Linked DNA regions of Homo sapiens: region 2 is linked to region 1. The links are chromatin loops, found by intact Hi-C in ENCODE. Cell type or tissue: CD4-positive, alpha-beta T cell. All regions are shown on one strand. Each heading gives the region's core, and the rest is flanking DNA. Links, peaks and the distances in the headings are about the cores only.

Evidence for each region. Hi-C counts contacts between places; a loop is a spot of excess contacts. Peaks named below come from ENCODE experiments on the same cell type or tissue, not always from the same donor. Only the 100,000 strongest peaks of a DNase experiment are listed, where the experiment ranks them.
Region 2: a loop joins it to region 1, with 2.0 times the contacts of the local background. A loop is called at or near these places in 18 of 110 quality-filtered maps.

What each region holds. Positions count from the first base shown.
Region 1 is chr4:153,570,339-153,578,665 of GRCh38, forward strand. The region is part of intron 7 of TMEM131L (transmembrane 131 like); the gene reads left to right. Among named protein-coding and RNA genes, the nearest start is that of TMEM131L, 110 kb to the left of the region's middle. In CD4-positive, alpha-beta T cell, for the core only: CTCF peaks have their summits at 4,230 (motif pointing left), 4,429, 6,028 (motif pointing left) and 6,237; DNase peaks (open chromatin) are centred at 3,733, 4,193 and 6,013; H3K27ac peaks cover 1,505 bases.
Region 2 is chr4:153,485,149-153,493,475 of GRCh38, forward strand. All of the region lies in intron 3 of TMEM131L (transmembrane 131 like), which reads left to right. Among named protein-coding and RNA genes, the nearest start is that of TMEM131L, 23 kb to the left of the region's middle. RefSeq lists enhancers at 2,395-2,444, 2,455-2,504, 2,655-2,774, 2,875-2,944, 3,125-3,294 and 2 more. In CD4-positive, alpha-beta T cell, for the core only: no CTCF peak of the experiment used is centred there; DNase peaks (open chromatin) are centred at 1,353, 3,123, 3,453, 3,983 and 1 weaker place; H3K4me3 peaks cover 3,873 bases; H3K27ac peaks cover 6,917 bases.

The sequences.
Region 1 (8,327 bases), core at 256-8,255:
AGAGCCTCACCTTGGTTTCCGCTTGAATTCATGCTGGTTGTGGAGTCTCAGACCTTTGCACTTAACGCTTGGCAGGGAGAGATCACCATTAGTCAGGAGGCTAATCTGGGTACTTTGGGGGTTAGAGAGGAGCCACCTGTGCATACCACTGCTCTACTCAGGAAGGGGCACCTGAGATGCTCTGGCCTTCCCTCAGAGTTTATAAATTTGCCTGGCGGTAGCCGACATACTCGGCCTGCCTTCCTTCTGTTTTCCATGTGTGGATTTCTGTTTCTTCCTTGGGCCCTTGTTTCTGGCATCTCCCGGCACTTTTGTGCTAGTGGTATGGAAGCTGTGTTAGGAGCAGAGCTTCTGCAGTCTGTGGGCAGTGACGTTGAGATCTGTGCACAGGGTGGTTTCCATTGCCTCTCACTGTGGACTTGCGGGGGCTTCTGAAACCTGCTTCTTAGGGAAGTTTGTTTCCTTTTTGTCCACTTATTTCAACTGGAGTGGTGTTCTCAGCAGATGCCCTGAGGTGAGCAGTTGTTGACACTTTGGAAGTGTGAGTCCATCAGGGCCTAGTGGTGATAGTTCCTTCTTTTTCTGTGTTAGTCGGCTGTTCCCCCAGGACTTGCTTGTTCTCCACTGTTCAATTTAACCAGCTTTTTGTGTTGCTCTCTTTCTTTTTAAATTAGTACATTCCTTTAATTTTTTTTTAACTTTTTGGTCTAGATATTTATTTTCCCTTTAGATCTTTCTCTAGATTTTTTTCGGTGTGTTCTCCCAAAGCAAAAGAGATAAAATCAAGTTCTGGGTCTACTAAAAACATCTATAGTTCAAACAAATCTTTTTTCTGTTTGTTGCGTTGCATAATCTTACATAAGAGATACTCTCCTGTCAGCCCAGTATCCCAGTCAGGCCCAGGCTCGGTTTATCTTGTCCTGCCTGGTTCTCCTTTAATGGTTTCCTCTTTGCTGTGCCTTCTTTTGATTGAGTCCTAAATGCCATAAACTTCTCAAGCATATTCCCTCAGGGCACAAGCAGTAATTGTATCTCCATTGAAAAATGCACTGAGCATTCCACACTCACCTTCCTGGTTTCCTTTCACCTGTCCAGGTTTGTGTAAGGCTTGGTGTAGCCGCCTCAGTCTTTGATGGTAGAGCTCCTTAATTGTTTACTATGGGGGATTTAAGTGTATTTCTTCACAGTTCCTAGAACTCAATCATGGTTTCTTAATTATTTTTATTTTTACTTTTGTTTTAAGACAGGGTCTTGCTCTGTTGCCCAAGCTAGAATGCAGTGGTGCAGTTACAGTTATTACAACCTTGGCCTCCCGAGCTCAGGTGATCCTCCCTCCTCAGCCTCCTGAGTAGCTGGGACTACAGGCATGTACCACCATGCCCAGCTAAGTTTTATATTTTTTTGTGGAGACAGGGTTTCACCATGTTGCCCAGGCTGGTTTCAAACTCCTGAGCTCAAGTGATCCACCTGCCTCGGTCTACCAAAGTGCTAGGATGACAGGTGTGAGCCACCATGACTGGCCTATTTTTTGAGGAACAATTCCAGTCTGCTGAGATCTTGCCTGTCTTCCTTTATTAGAGTCTTTTAAAAGCTCCATTTAGCACAGATATATTTCATTTTGAATACCTGCACAATGAGATCTCAAAGTATCTCCACTTCTCTTTTTATATCTGTTTAACCTGACTTTCTAGATGTTGTTTTCTTTTTTTTTTCCTTTTTAGTTGGCATGTAATAATTGTACTTAGGTATGGGATAGAGAGTGCTGTTTTGATACTGTATACAATGTGTAACGATCCACTCAGGGTAATTAGCGTATTATCACCTCAGACATTTATCATTTCATTATGTTGTGAACATTCAAAATCCTCCCTTCTGGCTTTATTGTAGTCAACTGCAGTCACCCTGTAGTGCTGTAGAACACCAGAACTCATTCTGTCTGTCTAGCTGTAACTTTGTGTTGGTTACCCAGCAAGGTTTGGTTATTTCTTTTTTGTTTTGTTTTGTTTTTTGAGACAGAGTTTCGCTCTTGTTGCCCAGGCTGGTGTGCAGTGGCGTGATCTCGGCTCACTGCAACCTCTGCCTCCCGGGTTCAAGTGATTCCCTTGCCTCAGCCTCCCAAGTAGCTGGGATTACAGGTGCCCATGACCACGCCCAGCTAATTTTTGTAATTTTAGTAGAGATGGGGTTTCACCATGTTGGTCAGGCTGGTCTTGAACTCCTGAACTCAGGTAATCCACCTGCCTCAGCCTCCCAAAGTGCTGGTATTTCAGGCATGAGCCACCGCACCCGGCCCAGTTTGGTTATTTTAAACCATTTCAGCTGTGTCTAGCTCTTGCCTTCCCCTTTCCCTATATATATGGGGTAAAATATACTTAACACAAAATTTACCATTTTCACCATTTGTATGCGTACAGTTCACTGGCAGTAAGTACATTCACAGTGTTGTACAGTCATCACCTCCATCCATCTCCAGGACCCTTTCATCACCCCAAGGGGAAACTCCATACCCATTAAACACCTTCCCTCAGCCACCATTATTCTCCCTGGCAACCACTATTCTACTTTCTGTCTCTATGAATTGGACTATTCTAGGTCCCTCATAGAAGTGGGATTATACAGTATTTGTCCCTTTGTGTTTGGTTTATTTCATTTTGCATAATGTCTTCAAGGTTCTCCCATGTTATATAGCATGTATCAGAATTTTATTCCTTTTTAAGGCTGAATAATTTTCTGTTGCACATATATATCATGTTTTGTTTATCCACCTTGTGGCATTTATGAGTAGTCTTGCCATGAAGATGGGTGTATAAGTATCTGAGTCCCTGCTGTCACTTTTGAGTGTATGCCTAGAAATGGAATTGGTAATTCTGTTCAAGTTTTTTGAGGAACCACCACAGCGTCCTTTCTTTTATAGCCTAATTCTCGCCACAGCGATGCCTGCTTAAGTATAAGCTGTGCCCATGCTACTCAAGGTCAAGCGACGGCAGCCTGCATCACAAAGCTTAAACTTTTGCCGAGCCTGGATCTTGTTTCAGGGCCTGTGCCAGACATGCAGGGCCTACTTGTCATTTGTTTGAGGCCCAGCATCATCCAATTGTATAAAAATAGTTACTTGCCTTTGGACAGAGCCAACATACGCTGCCTGACCTATCAAGGTGAAAATCCCACATGGCTCTGCTGAAGCTGCCAGCCCAGGTTGTAATAGTTAAAAGCTAGTTATCCAGGTGTAAAAACCAAGGTGTTGCCCAACACAGATGACTTCCACTTGGCCAAACCAAAAGTTTAGATAGTACAGGGGTTATCTTAGTCTCCCAATTGTTTTTTGTCTGTCTTTCAGGGTTTCTGGCACATTTCAGGGAGTGGGAGGTAGTGTCCAGTAAATGACACTTCTTTTTTTCTTGAGTTCTGTTCCAATCATGAAATAAAAAGAACTTGAAGTGTTTTAGGGGAAAAAAAATCTCTTAGAAACCAAAGGAGTGTGGTAAAGAGTTATCTTCTAAAAGCTTTAATGTGGGAAAAATGCTTCCCCCAAGCATCTAAATTATTTGTTGTGGAATTTTATTAAATAAATGCATTAATTGTGAATGAGCAAATCAATATAATCTCCCCTTTGAGGCCTACTGTGTACCCAGTGGTTTGCATATGTATCTCATTTAGCACCCATCATATTGCTGTGAATTCAATAACTTGATTTCATAGAAGAGGAAGCTGAGTCTTAGAGTGGGTGGGGAATGTCCCCAGGCTTTTATGGCTGGGGTTTGATCTCAAATCTGTGTTGGCTAAGCACTTGGCCACACTGCCTTTTCTAAAATGATGTGGATAAGGAAAAATGCTATCCATATGCAGTAGCCTCTTTTTTCCTCAAAGCAAACTAATTTCAGCCACTTCCTAGGTTTTTGCAAATGTTTGCATGAGTGGGTCTGGCAGTATAGTTAGATTTTGTTTTAGTGGTTAATATCTGAGGAATAAAAGGGTAGTGGTGGTGGTGGTGGGGGTTGAAACACAATTGCTATTTAATATCAGGGAAAAATAGCTGTACAGTACTTATTAATAACTCAGCTGAGCCTGCTGTTATGCAGGAAACACTAAATTAGGAGTGTGGTTATAGAATCTGAGTGTTATGTGGAAGGCACCCAAGATAGCTCTCATTTTATACAAGATCATTTGCCATGTGCATAATACTGTGTGTGGGGGCCACCTGCTGGAGCAGTCAGATGGCTTATACAGAATCAGTGTTCCAGATGCATATGTTGGCATAAGAGATTTACTTTTTCTTGTCTTTTTGAGATGGACTCTGTTACCCAGGCTGGAGTGCAATGGTGCAGTTGCAGCTCCGCCTCCCGGGTTCAAGCAATTCCCCAGCTTCAGCCTCCCGAGAAGCTGAGATTACAGGCGTGTGCCACCATGCCCAGCAAATTTTTGTATTTTTACTAGAGACAGGGTTTCACCATGTTGGACAGGCTGGTCTCAAATTCTTGACCTCGAGTGATCCGCCCTCCTTGGCCTCCCAAAGTGCCGAGATTACAGGTGTGAGCCACTGCGCCCGGCCGAGATTTACTTTTATAATGACTTCTAATATTTAGCATTCAAAATTGTGAAAGGGGAGAAAGATGTCTGAGAAATACAGAATCTAAGATTGGGATTTGTCTAAGTAATTCTTTCATATTTCATAAGTTGTAGTCCTTAAATAAAAAGGTTTCATGTGGTTATTACCAGGAACATCAAGCCTCTTGTTCATTCTGTCTGGATTAATATAGATTCTCAAATATATTTATTTATTAGGCTGTGCTTTACTCTTGTTGATAAGACATCAGAATGACTTAATACTTTAAGTCTGTTATTTCCTTTCCTGTTTAATTGCACACAGTCCCCCCAAATCACACCCTTCTTGTGGCCCAGGGCACCAGCAATTCCTTAGCAAGTGAAGGGAGATGATTCCTTTCTCTCTAGTATCCAGTTCCCTAAATTCATACTTCTTCACCACAAAACTGTGGAAATACATGACATACAAAAGGAGTTTTAACATTTCTATTTTCTTGACCTTTGCATTTTATCTTGGTATGGTTTTCTAATATATATCCCTGTGTTGATGGATTTTTAGGCCTTTAGGTACCTAGGAGAAACAGATTTGATCTATTTTAATTTGTTAAAAAAGTACTGACTGCAGTTGAAAAACCTGATTTTTTTTTCTGTTTTTCTACTACCTAGCCCCAAGATCTTTGATAAGTCTCTTAACCCCTCCAAGCCACAATTTCCCCCATCTTCTAAAAGGGGATAATACTTTATATGAAATAATATGAAATATATAAACTATATTAATACTTTCAATGAAGACTACTTAAGAAAAAGTTGTTTATAGAGTTACTTTTTCTTTTTTCTATAAAATATCTGATCTGATTTGTTAAAGGAGTATGGGAGGTTTCAAAACTAGAGAATTACGTTTTTATTTGTTTTTCCTGTCTAATCAGCCCAGGCTCACTCTGGATGAGGGCGTGTCCTGTTGTCACACAGTGTGCTCAGTTGGGGACAGTTGGGGAACTTGTAACCCTAGTATGTGGTTGCCCCCTGGCTAACATTTTGGTTAGAGTTTCTTTTTTATCAAGTTAATATTGCTATTGTTTTGTTCTTTTTTTTTTTTTGAGATGAAGTCTCACGCTGTTGCCCAGGTTGGAGTGCAGTGGCCCGATCTCGGCTCACTGCAAGCTCTGCCTCCCAGGTTCACGCCATTCTCCTGCCTCAGCCTCCCGAGTAGCTGGGACTACAGGCGCCCGCCACCATGCCCGGCTGATTTTTTGTATTTTTTAGTAGAGACAGGGTTTCACCATGTTAGCCAGGATGGTCTTGATCTCCTGACCTCGTGATCTGCCTGCCTCGGCCTCCCAGAGTGCTGGGATTACAGGCGTTGGCCACCGCGCCCGGCCCAATTGTTTTGTTCTTTTGAGAAAGATATGGACTTGAAACTTTTTCTTTTAGAAAAATTAGCATACTTCTGAAGGGCAGTTTGGAGGTGCTAGAACTCCCCCTTGTGGGATTCTGAAATATGTCCTACAACAAAAGAAACAAAATAGTGATTTTTAAAATGCCTCTCGCTAATAGAAGAATCTTAATTAAAATGGCAAGTTATAAATATATCCGTCCAGAGATTTACTAAGAATGACAAAATATTAGGCTTTAAATCATAGCAAATTACTCTGCGAAATAGGGTTGTTAATTGTGTCAAAAACTGTTAATATGAGTGTGAACTTTTAACATCTTTTCATTTGAAGAAATATTGTAGGGTAGAGAATTGCCTTGTCAGGTTAAGACCTTAACATAGTTAAATTGTTGTAGATTTCTTAAAAAAAAAAAAAAAACTTATAAATGTGTACTTTAAAAGTGTGTTAATATGATTTTTTTCTTTAAACATTTTTTGAAAGTTTCAGATCAGAAATACACACTGTTAGGTTTTTATTCTTTTATTTTGTAGGCACCGTTTACTATTTTCTGTTTCTTGCCCTTTTCAAGCTTCTCTTGCCCTTTTCAAGCTGATTCCCTAGCATCTGTGGCTGTATGCCCACCTCTATCCACTCATCAGCTGTTTATTGAGTGCTGATGAAGTGATAGGCATTGTGCATTCGAAGCACGAGATGCTTAGAATCTCCTGGCGTAGGTAGACCTTGACCATGTTGTTGTGAGAAGTGTTACAAAAGGTCAGGTAGAAGTTGCTGTGGTGTCTGAGAGGGTATTTAAGCCAGGACATGAAGCATAAATCAGATTTAGCTAGGTGGAGAGGTGGGTGGGTTGGAGGAGTGGGTGCAAGGCAAAGGGACAGAAAATTCAAAGGTGTTGAGGCAAGCAGAGCAGAAACGAGACCAGTGAGGTTGGAGCATGCGCAGGGAGGTCGAGACTAGGCAGGTGCCGGAGTTTTATAGCGACAGCAGAGGATTTGGGACTTTTGCCAAGTGAGAAGTCTTTGAAGAGTTTTAAGCAAATAGTGGCATGACCAGATTTGTATATGGGTAAATTCACTCTTGGTGCAGTGTGGAGAATGGAGTGGAAAGGGCAGAGGTGGATGCAGGGAGACTAAGAGGAAGTTACTGCACCATCATTTTTTTGTGTAGTTTTGTGGTGTTAGAGTATTTATTTTGACTTTGTAGGCTGTACAGTCTCTGTTGCAAGTACTCAACTCTGCTATCATAGCACGAAGGCAATAGTAGACAGTCCATAAAGGAACGGGCATGGCTGTGTTCCAATAAAACTTTGCTGACAAAAATAAGCAGCAAACTGGATTTAACCTGTGGGCATAGTTTGCTAACCCCTGATATCTGGGGTATTTATTAAGAAAGAGGAGAAGTGAGTGGGTTTAAGGGCTCATGAAGGAGGTACAATCAGTATGACTTGGTTATGGATTTGTTTGAGGAGAGTATGAGAAGCTGAAGTGAAAGGGGTTTTCAGGTTTCTGGCTTAAACAACTGGATAAATAATGATAGGGTTGATGAATAATGGTGCTAAGATGAGGCACACAGCAAAGGTGGCCAGGTTGGGGTGTGTGAAGATTCAGGTGGATGCCCAGTCACTGGTTGGACATATAGGTATGGAGAGGACTAAGCTAGGGGAATCGATGTGGGAGGGTTCAGCATGCCAACAAGCTCCCCTGGGAGAGAGTGAAGAGGGCATAGGCAGCATCCAGCATAACTCAGTGTCTGATGGTTAAAGGAGCAACAGCTGGCAGAGGAACCAGAGAGAAAGAAAAACCGAGAGGGACAAGTGGTTCAGGCTGTAACAGGACAGGGGGCTGGTGGCAGCAGGGAGAGTGGTGAACAAAAGGAGAAGTTTCTGTTGGATTTGGCCGTGTGAGGATCATTTGTAACCTTAGTTAAAGCAGTTTCAGAGCTGGGCATGGTAGTGCACGCTTGTAGTCCCAGCTACTCAGGAGGCTGAGGTGGGAGGATCGCTTGAGGCCAGGAGTTTGAGGCTGCATTGCGCTATGATTGTGCCTGTGAATTGCCACTGTGCTTCAGCCTGGGCAGTATAACAAGTATTTTATTTTTTTTTGAGACGGAGTTTCACTCTTGTCACCCAGGCTGGAGTGCAATGGCATGATCTCAGCTCACTGAAACCTCCACCTCCTGGGTTCAAGTGATTCTCCTGCCTCAGCCTCCCAAGTAGCTGGGACTACAGGTGTGCGCCACTATGCCCAGCTAGTTTTTTTTTTTTTTTTTTGACGGAGTCTCGTTCTGTCGCCCAGGCTGGAGTGCAGTGGCGCGATCTCGGCACACTGCAAGCTCTGCCTCTCAGGTTCACGCCATTCTCCTGCCTCAGCCTCCCGAGTAGCTGGGACTACAGGC
Region 2 (8,327 bases), core at 309-8,308, 85 kb before region 1:
GCATTTGTTGAGAATTTAAATACTACTCACTGTTGATTCGTTTTTATTATGTTCCAAAAATCTTCTAGTACAATTTATGTTTCAGGAAGGTGGCCATATTTAATTCATTGCGTTGCCTTCTCTAACATACATGTACACATCCCAGTTTGAGAAACATTGTCCAGTCCCTATTGTTCTTACCCAGTTTGTTCAGGTATTTTATTTGGAAAACATGGCTCCGAATGATACATGCATGTTGGATTAAAACTGAACTTCTTCTGTAGGAAAGATGATTTGCCCCCCTGTGAAGTGCCCAGATACCCACTGTTGCATTTGAAGGTGGATCCCAGAGAATAGCCTCAGTAAAAGCATAGTCATAGTGTGTGGCCTGCCAAGTGAACCATGTAAAATGTATATAGTAAATAATTCATATTGATATTGTGCCTTGTACAACATTGACTTTGAGGGTTGTAACTACCTTGTGGATGTTGCTGCCACTAAATTATTTACAGTAAAGGTTCTGTTTGAATTACAATCCAAACAGTGTTCGATTGGTAGTTATGACAGGTGTATGTAGTATGCATTTTTGGTGGAGTAATTCTTCTAGGATTGTAATTAATCCTGTTTCTTCAAATCAGGTCATGTTAATCCACTTAATCCATAAAAATTGGATTTAAGTAATTGCCCTTGTGTAAACCTTATGGTTTACAAAGTGCTTTCACATGTATCTTCCTTACATAACCAGGTGGATATGTGGTAGTATTCCCATTTTATAGATGAGGAGACAGGTTCATCAAGGTAAAACAATTTGTTGAAGGTTATAGAGCTATGAAGTGACAGAACATGTGCGTGATCCTAGGTGTCCTCTCTCTGTAAGTGCATACTTGTCTGCTTTGGAGTGGAAAGCCACTTTCCCAATTAGATGTACAGCTGTCTGTCGAAGGAGACTAAGTCCGAGATTAACGGATGGAAGCAACTGAATACTTTCTTAGGCCCTAGTATTATATGGTTCCTAGCAAATCCCTGAAAAAAAAAGAGCATGACTCGTGTAAGATAGACCCAGGGTTGGTCCTTCAGTAATATTTTACTGTATGCTAGATAACTTCTTTAGTTTTATGCTAATTCTAAGTGTGGATTATCCACAGATATTCAGCTACATAGCTTTTGAAATGTGGAAAATTTAAATCTGAAATATTGGGATTAGTTTGTGGAACACATGCCATTGTAATGTGTGCTGAGAGGTTGCCTTTAGAGGAGCTGTCCTGTCAGCTTGCTTTGCTTTGGGATTATTTTCAGCAGCAAGTAACAAAACCCTGACTCAACCAGCTCAAACAATAAAGAATGCATGATGTCACTTAACAAGAAGCCTGGAGGCAGGGTGGTTCTGGGTTGGTTTACTCAGCAGGTTAGTGTCAGCACCTGGGAGCCTGGTTCTTCGGACCTGTCTGTTCTGTTGGACTCTGTGTGCCGTGCAGCTCCCCTCACGTTTGCAGGAGGTCTGTGTGCTTCACAGCCTCCCAGCCTCCCACCTGAACATCCAAAGGCAGGTTAAAAGAACCCCTGGCTACTTTCTCAGAAGTACTCCCCAGCAGACTTCCCCTTCACATCTTACAGGTGGGTCTGCACTCACCTTGAACCACTCACCCACCCACGCCTGTGGAGTGGTGGAACCACGTGATCAGCTCTGTCCTGCAGGGTTTAGTCATAGGGAGCACAACCCGGCTTTGCCTAAGTGGGAGGAAGGGAATGGGCAGTGGGAAGGCCGACAGCAGTGTGTGCTATGCTGAGTGCTATGCTGGGCCACCTGAGCTCAGCGAGAAATGAGCGGTCTAGGGCAGTGTTTCTCGAAGCCTGGTCCAGGGACCTAAATCAGCATCGCTTGGGAACTCGCTAGACTGGCCGGTTCTCAGACCCCACCCCAGACCTGGTGTGAATCAGAAGCTCTAGGGGAGGAGCCCAGAGATCTGTTTTAACAAGCCCTCCAGGTGGCTCTGATGCACGCTCAAGTTTGAAAACCATTGGCCCAGGGTGAGGCAGCTCAGGGACCATGTTACAAAATATACTTTTTGTGGAGGATTAAATAATGAGAGGTAGAAATAGTCTTGTAGGTAAAACAGTGGGTGGAAATTGGGAGATGGTTGCTTTTCAGCCTGACTTACCACCACTGGCCCAGGATTTTATCAAACCTAGAATCCGTACGTATTCTCTTCATAGGGTATGGAGTGTTAGCTGGTGGATCGAGTGTGTCCGAAGAAGTTCTGCTGCAATGATGCACATGGGGGTGGGGTTCCAGGCTGAGCTTTGGTGTCCACCTATCAGGGTCTCATATGTCCTGGCATGCCTGGTAAATAGGTGGGTTAGGCCATTGCAGGTCAGCTTCCAGGGGAGGACTGAGGAACCTTCTGAGGGAGAATTCATTCATTATAAGGGAAGTAAGTTTGGCAGAAAACCTTGGCCCAGTAACAGAAAGTCTCAGTTGTTGGATGGGAGTGGCCACTCACAGCACAGGGTGGTATGTGTATTCAGATCTGTCTCCTGGCCCAGGCCCCTGTGGAGCTGCACAGGCGTGTGTGTGTGTGTGTGTGTGTGTGTGAGAGAGAGAGAGAGAGAGACACCCTCGTGGGCCTGTGGCTGAGCTGTATGTGTGTGTGTGGGAGTGTGCGAGAGAGAGGAGCCAGGGACAAGGAGAGAGACCCTTGTGGGCCTGTGGCTGAGGTGTATGTGTGTGAGAGAGAGTGAGAGAGACAAAGAGACAGACAGACTCTGGTGGGCCTGTGGCTGAGATGTGTGTTTGTGAGTGCGAGAGAGCAGACAGGGACAAAGAGAGAGACCTTTGTGGGCCTGTGGCTGGTTGTGTGTGTTTGTGTATGTATGAGAGACAAGAGAGACTCTTGTGAGCCTATGACTGAGGGGTGTGTGTGTGTATGTGTGCATGTTGAGAGAGACCCTGGTGAGCCTGTGGCTGAGTTTTGTGTGCGTGTGTGTGTGTGAGAGAGAGACCGAGACCGTTGTGGGTTTGTGGCTGAGTTTTGTGTGAGAGAGAGAGACCCTGTGGGCCTGTGGCTGAGTTGTGTGTAAGAGAGAATGAGGGTGCGTGAGTGCACCAGTGTGAGTGGGGTTGTTGGGGCATGAGGAAGGATATTACTTAAGGCAAAACTGAAAGAAGTGTTCTAAAAATTCTGTGAGAAACTGGGGTGGGCGGAAGCAGCACGGGGCACTGCCCACCCCAAGGGGACTTCCACACCCCGTCCTGCAGCTGGAGGGCCAGGGCTGCCTGTGGGAGGAGTGGGGACCGGGCCCTGGTGAGGGCAGGGCCCAGAGGAGGCAGCCGGGAACTTGGAGAGAAGGAACAAAATTGGGACAAGGGCCTGGGCCTGGGATAGCCCAGCCTGTTGTGTGCCACTTACAGGGGAGAAGGGCCTCCCCAGCCACACAGCAACCCGGGGATTCCCTGCGGCTCTGTTGTGGTGGAGTGGGAGCATTTGCCAGCTGAGGGGGCTGGATGGAGTAGGGCAACAGGAAGCAACTCAAGTTCAAGTGTGGTGTATTAATTTCCCAGGGCTGTCTAACGAAGTGCCACAAACTGCGCGGCTTTAGAACAACAGAATTGTATTCTCTCCTCACAGTCCGGTGGCTGGAAGTCCTCTGTCAAGCCGGCAGGGCCACGCTGCCTCTGAAACCCTCGGGGAGTCCGCCCTCGCCTTTTCCTAGCTTCTGCGGGCTCGCCGGCAGCCTGTGGGGTTTCTTGGCTTGCAGCTGCGGCACTCCAGTCTCTTGTCGCACAGCGCTCTCCCTGGGTGTCTCCGTGCTTTCACGTGGCTGTCGTATAAGGACACCAGTTATATTGAAGCAGGGGCCCACCCTACTCCAGTCCAGCCTCATCTGGACTAATTGCATCTGCACCAACCCTGTTTCCAAGTCAGGTCACATTCTGAGGTACTGGGGTTAGGACTTTGACATATCATGTTGGGGTTGGTGGAGACACAGTTTAACCCATAACACATAGTCCCCAGCGAGACTCGTCTGTGAGCCCTTGTGAATGTCCCTCACTTGTTTTCCTTGCCCTCCCCCAACACCAGGGCTCCTGAGAAACGCCTTTTTGGTATTGGGCTGGTGATGTGTGAAGCGATCCACTGTGAAGCTTCCTTCCTGAGAGCTGCACAGACCAGTCTACGGCAGCTTTGGACTCCTGGGCTCCAGCCGCAGCTGCAAAACCCACGCAGTTTCTTCCCAGCTCATTGAACCTGGCCTTTTGGTTGAATGGATTTTATTTCTGAATTATTTCTTTGTGTATCTGTAGGAGCACGTCCAAGGAAAATTCTTTATTTTCACAAGATTGTGAGCACTGGGGAGAAGTATTTTTTTCTTGAGACAGAGTCTCACTCTCTCACTCAGGCTGGAGTGCGGTGGTACGATCTCAGTTCACTGCAACCTCTGCCTTCCAGGTTCAAGCGATTCTCCTGCCTCGGCCCCCTGAGTAGCTGGGGTTACAGGCATGTACCACCATGCCCGGCTAATTTTTGTATTTTTAGTAGAGACGGGGTTTCACCATGTTGGTCAGGCTGGTCTCAAACTCCTGACCTCATGGTCCACCCACCTTGGCCTCCCAAAGTGCTGAAATTACAGGTGTGAGCCACTGCGCCTGGCCCAATTTTTTTTTTTTCTTGCGGAAAATAAGTGGGCAGATTTAATAATGAGCAAATAGGCAAAACCATGAAATCAAACCTCGTTCCTTGTGTCAGAATTCAGAAAAAAGCGACTAATGTAACTGGTGCCAGGCTGTGTGTGCTGTGGTGTGTCTCTGTATGTGAGTATCTTAAACTTGTTTCATTATCAGTTTAATTTAGCAAATGAATACGAGTTGATTCCCAGGCTGAAGCAGGTCTTGGTGGGCCATTCTGTTGGTTTGCCAGGAGAATCCTTTTGTTATTTCCTGGAAATGCTTGAATCATAGATGAGTCTCTTCCTGCGTCCGTGTATTTCAGCTGCAGTTTTCCAAGTGTGTAATAGTGCTGTCCATAAGGAATAGCTGCTGTTACTGTGAATTGAAATACTTAACAGGTCTACTTTCAGGTGGATAAATGTCACATCCAAATTGCGTGTTAGTTTGACTTTCAGGTAACTTAATTAGCAGATTCATGTTTTGGGAAAATCTGATCTGTGATCCTGAAATTGGTTACAGTTGGTGTAATTCGTGGGTAATTAGGCGCCTTTACAGTGACTACTCTAGTCATTAGAGGGCTGGGGTAATTTGAGGTTGAAATGTGAGAGTGAGATGGAGAAGGCACTTGCTCTCTAGTCCTTAATCTTTTAATCCATTTAACCTGGGTTGTAAATTCAGGCCTTATTTTAATTTGAAAGTATGTTTAGGGAGCTGGGAAGGGGTTTCATTAATTCACCACTTTCAGGTAATATAGTTAGGAGAGGGAGGTTATTCCTAGTTGTTTATTTGGGTAAACATAAAGTTATTGTGAGTACTGGAAGGGCTCATGAAAGTTATGTTGCTCCTTGTTGGAAACAAAAGCTTCTAGATTTAAAAAATGAGCGGCCGGGCGTGGGGGCTCATGCCTGTAATCCCAGCACTTTGGGAGGCCGAGGCGGGTGGATCATGAGATCATTAGATCGAGACCATCTTGGCTAACATGGTGAAACCCCATCTCTACTAAAAATAAAAATATTAGCCAGGTCTGGTGACATGGGCCTGTAGTCCCAGCTACTTGGGAGGCTGAGGCAGGAGAATGGCGTGAACCCGGGAGGTGGAGGTTGCAGTGAGCCGAGATCACGCCACTGCACTCCAGCCTGGGCGATAGAGTGAGACTCTGTCTCAAAAAAAAAAAAAAAAAAAAAGAAAGCCTAAAACCCAAAGAAAAGCACCACAAAAACAAGACCCCGTTCAGAGATGTGTCATATAGGTATTGTCCGTGTCGAAGTCAGAAATACATTTGTGGCATGTGGAATAGGCTTTATGGACACACAGATATCAAGTAACCTGATCTCTTGCTGAGTTTAAGGCCTGTCACGTAAATGCACACTGCTTACGTTTTCTTTTTATTTCCACTTTTGAATTGGGGATAAAAGGGGAAACTGGTGAAGGAAAGACATGTTCCTAGAGAGCTGAACACCTGTAATATTGACTAATAGAAGGGAAGAGAGTAGGTAGGAAGTAAGTGCAATAGGAAACTGGTAAACAGAGAAGAGAAAAACCGTGTTTTGAGATGGATTGGAGGCATTTTTTGTCCACACACTTGCTTTGGGGATTTTTATTAGGTAGACGGTAATTAGAGGTGTCAGTCATATGAAAGTAAATCACTAGTCTTTCGTATTACTGTTTTCTCAGTGGTCCTTATCAGTTTTTTTTGTTGCTCTGTAATCATTCATATGGTAAGACTTAACTTTTAGTCATGTAAATTTGTTTAGGGACAATTTAAACTATTTTGTCAAATTAGTCGTTTTATTCCAAGTTGTACGTCTTATGCATTTATTTAGTATAGTGAAAGCCTTATATACACATTTAATATAATTAGTCTCTGGATATTTGGATTATTTTTTAGTAGTACTTTTTTAGAGTGTGGGTTTTTTCTTTTCTTTTCTGTTTTTGAGACAGTGTCTGGTTCTGTCACCCAGGCTGGAGTTCGGTAGCCCAGTCTTGGCTCACTACAACCTCAGACTCCCGGGCTCAAGCCATCCTTCCACCTCACCCTCCTGAGTAGCTGGGACTACAGGCACTTGCCACCGTGTCTGGCTAATTTTAAAATATTTTTTGTAGAGACAAGGTTTCATGTTTCCCAGGCTGGTCTTGAACTCCTAAGCTCAAGTGATCCACCCACTCCCCAAAGTGTTGGGATTGTAGGCAGGAGCCACCACACCTGGCAGTTTTTTCCTTCTTGTTTTGAGATGGGGCCTTGCTCCATCACCCGAGCTGGAGTGTAGGTAGCATGATCATAGCTCGCTGCAACCTTGAAATCCTGGGCTCAAGCGATCCCCCTGCCTCAGCCTTCCAAGTAGTGGGGACTATTGGTCCATGCCACCATGCTTAGCTAATTATAAAAAAAAAAAAAGAAGGTTTTTAAAAGATGGAGGTCTCACTATGTTGCCCAGGCTGGCCTCAAACTCCTGCGCTCAACAGTTCTCCCATTTTGGCCTCCCACAGTCCTGGGATTACCGGCATGAGCCACTGCACATAGCCCAATTTTTTCTTTTTAGTTCACTTTAAATTAAAAATAGAGTTTGAAGAAAATTAGAATTTTAGCTAAACCTTATCCAAATTATTACATTTTCCAAATTGATGAGGCTTCAGGGAGATTTTCAAATATTCTGAATCCTTATTAATATGCACAAAACTTTGTTTAAATCATAGGCGGAATCTCAAGGTTGTGTGTAAAATAAGTCTACCACTTTGGACTTGGGAAAACAAATATTCTGATGTAATAAGTGATTAGAAGAAAATATAATAGTAATATGAAACTGGCATGGCATGCCTGCTAGACAGCCCCTGAAGCATATTGGTTAAACTAGTAGGTTATAAACACAGTCTGTGCTCTGAAGGAATGTATATAGTTTTAAGAGAAGGAACATGTGACTTGGGCTACACTTAAAGTGTAAGGTGTGTTTATGAGCAGAGTTTTAAATTTAGGTGTTTTTTTTAACTTATATATCTTTTCTGGCTTTGTATAATTTGGCTCAGGGCTGGGGGCAGGGTGGAAAGAATAGACTGGAAAGTGGGGACCAAGATGGAGGAGTTGAGTGGATAAGAGCAGCAGGCTGAGCTCAGGAGGAGAACTTGATAAGGAGTAGGGGAAAGGAAGGTCAGGAATGAGCCAAGGCTGGGAGATCAGATGGTGAGATACAGGTGGATGTGGTAATGATGACCTGAGGCAGGAGATTTTTGTCTAACCTCAAGGTAGGGTAGTAGCTCAGTGGCTAAAAGATATGCTTGGGACTGGGTGCGGTGGCTCACGCCTGTAATCCCAGCACTTTGGGAGGCCGAGGCAGGTGGGTCACAAGGTCAGGAGATCGAGACCATCCTGGCTAACATGGTGAAACCCCATCTCTACTAAAAATACAAAAAATTAGCCGGGCGTGGTGGCAGGCGCCTGTAGTCCCAGCTACTCAGGAGGCTGAGGGAGGAGAATGGAATGAACCCAGGAGGCGGAGCTTGCAGTGAGCGGAGATAGTGCCACTGCATTCCAGCCTGGGTGACAGAGTGAGACTCTGTCTCAAAAAAAAAAAAAAAAAAAAAAGATATGTTTGGGGCTGGGCGCAGTGGCTCACACCTGTAATCCCAGCACTTTGGGAGGCCAAGGCGGGTGGATCACAAGGTCAGGAGTTCGAGACCAGCCTGGCCAGTG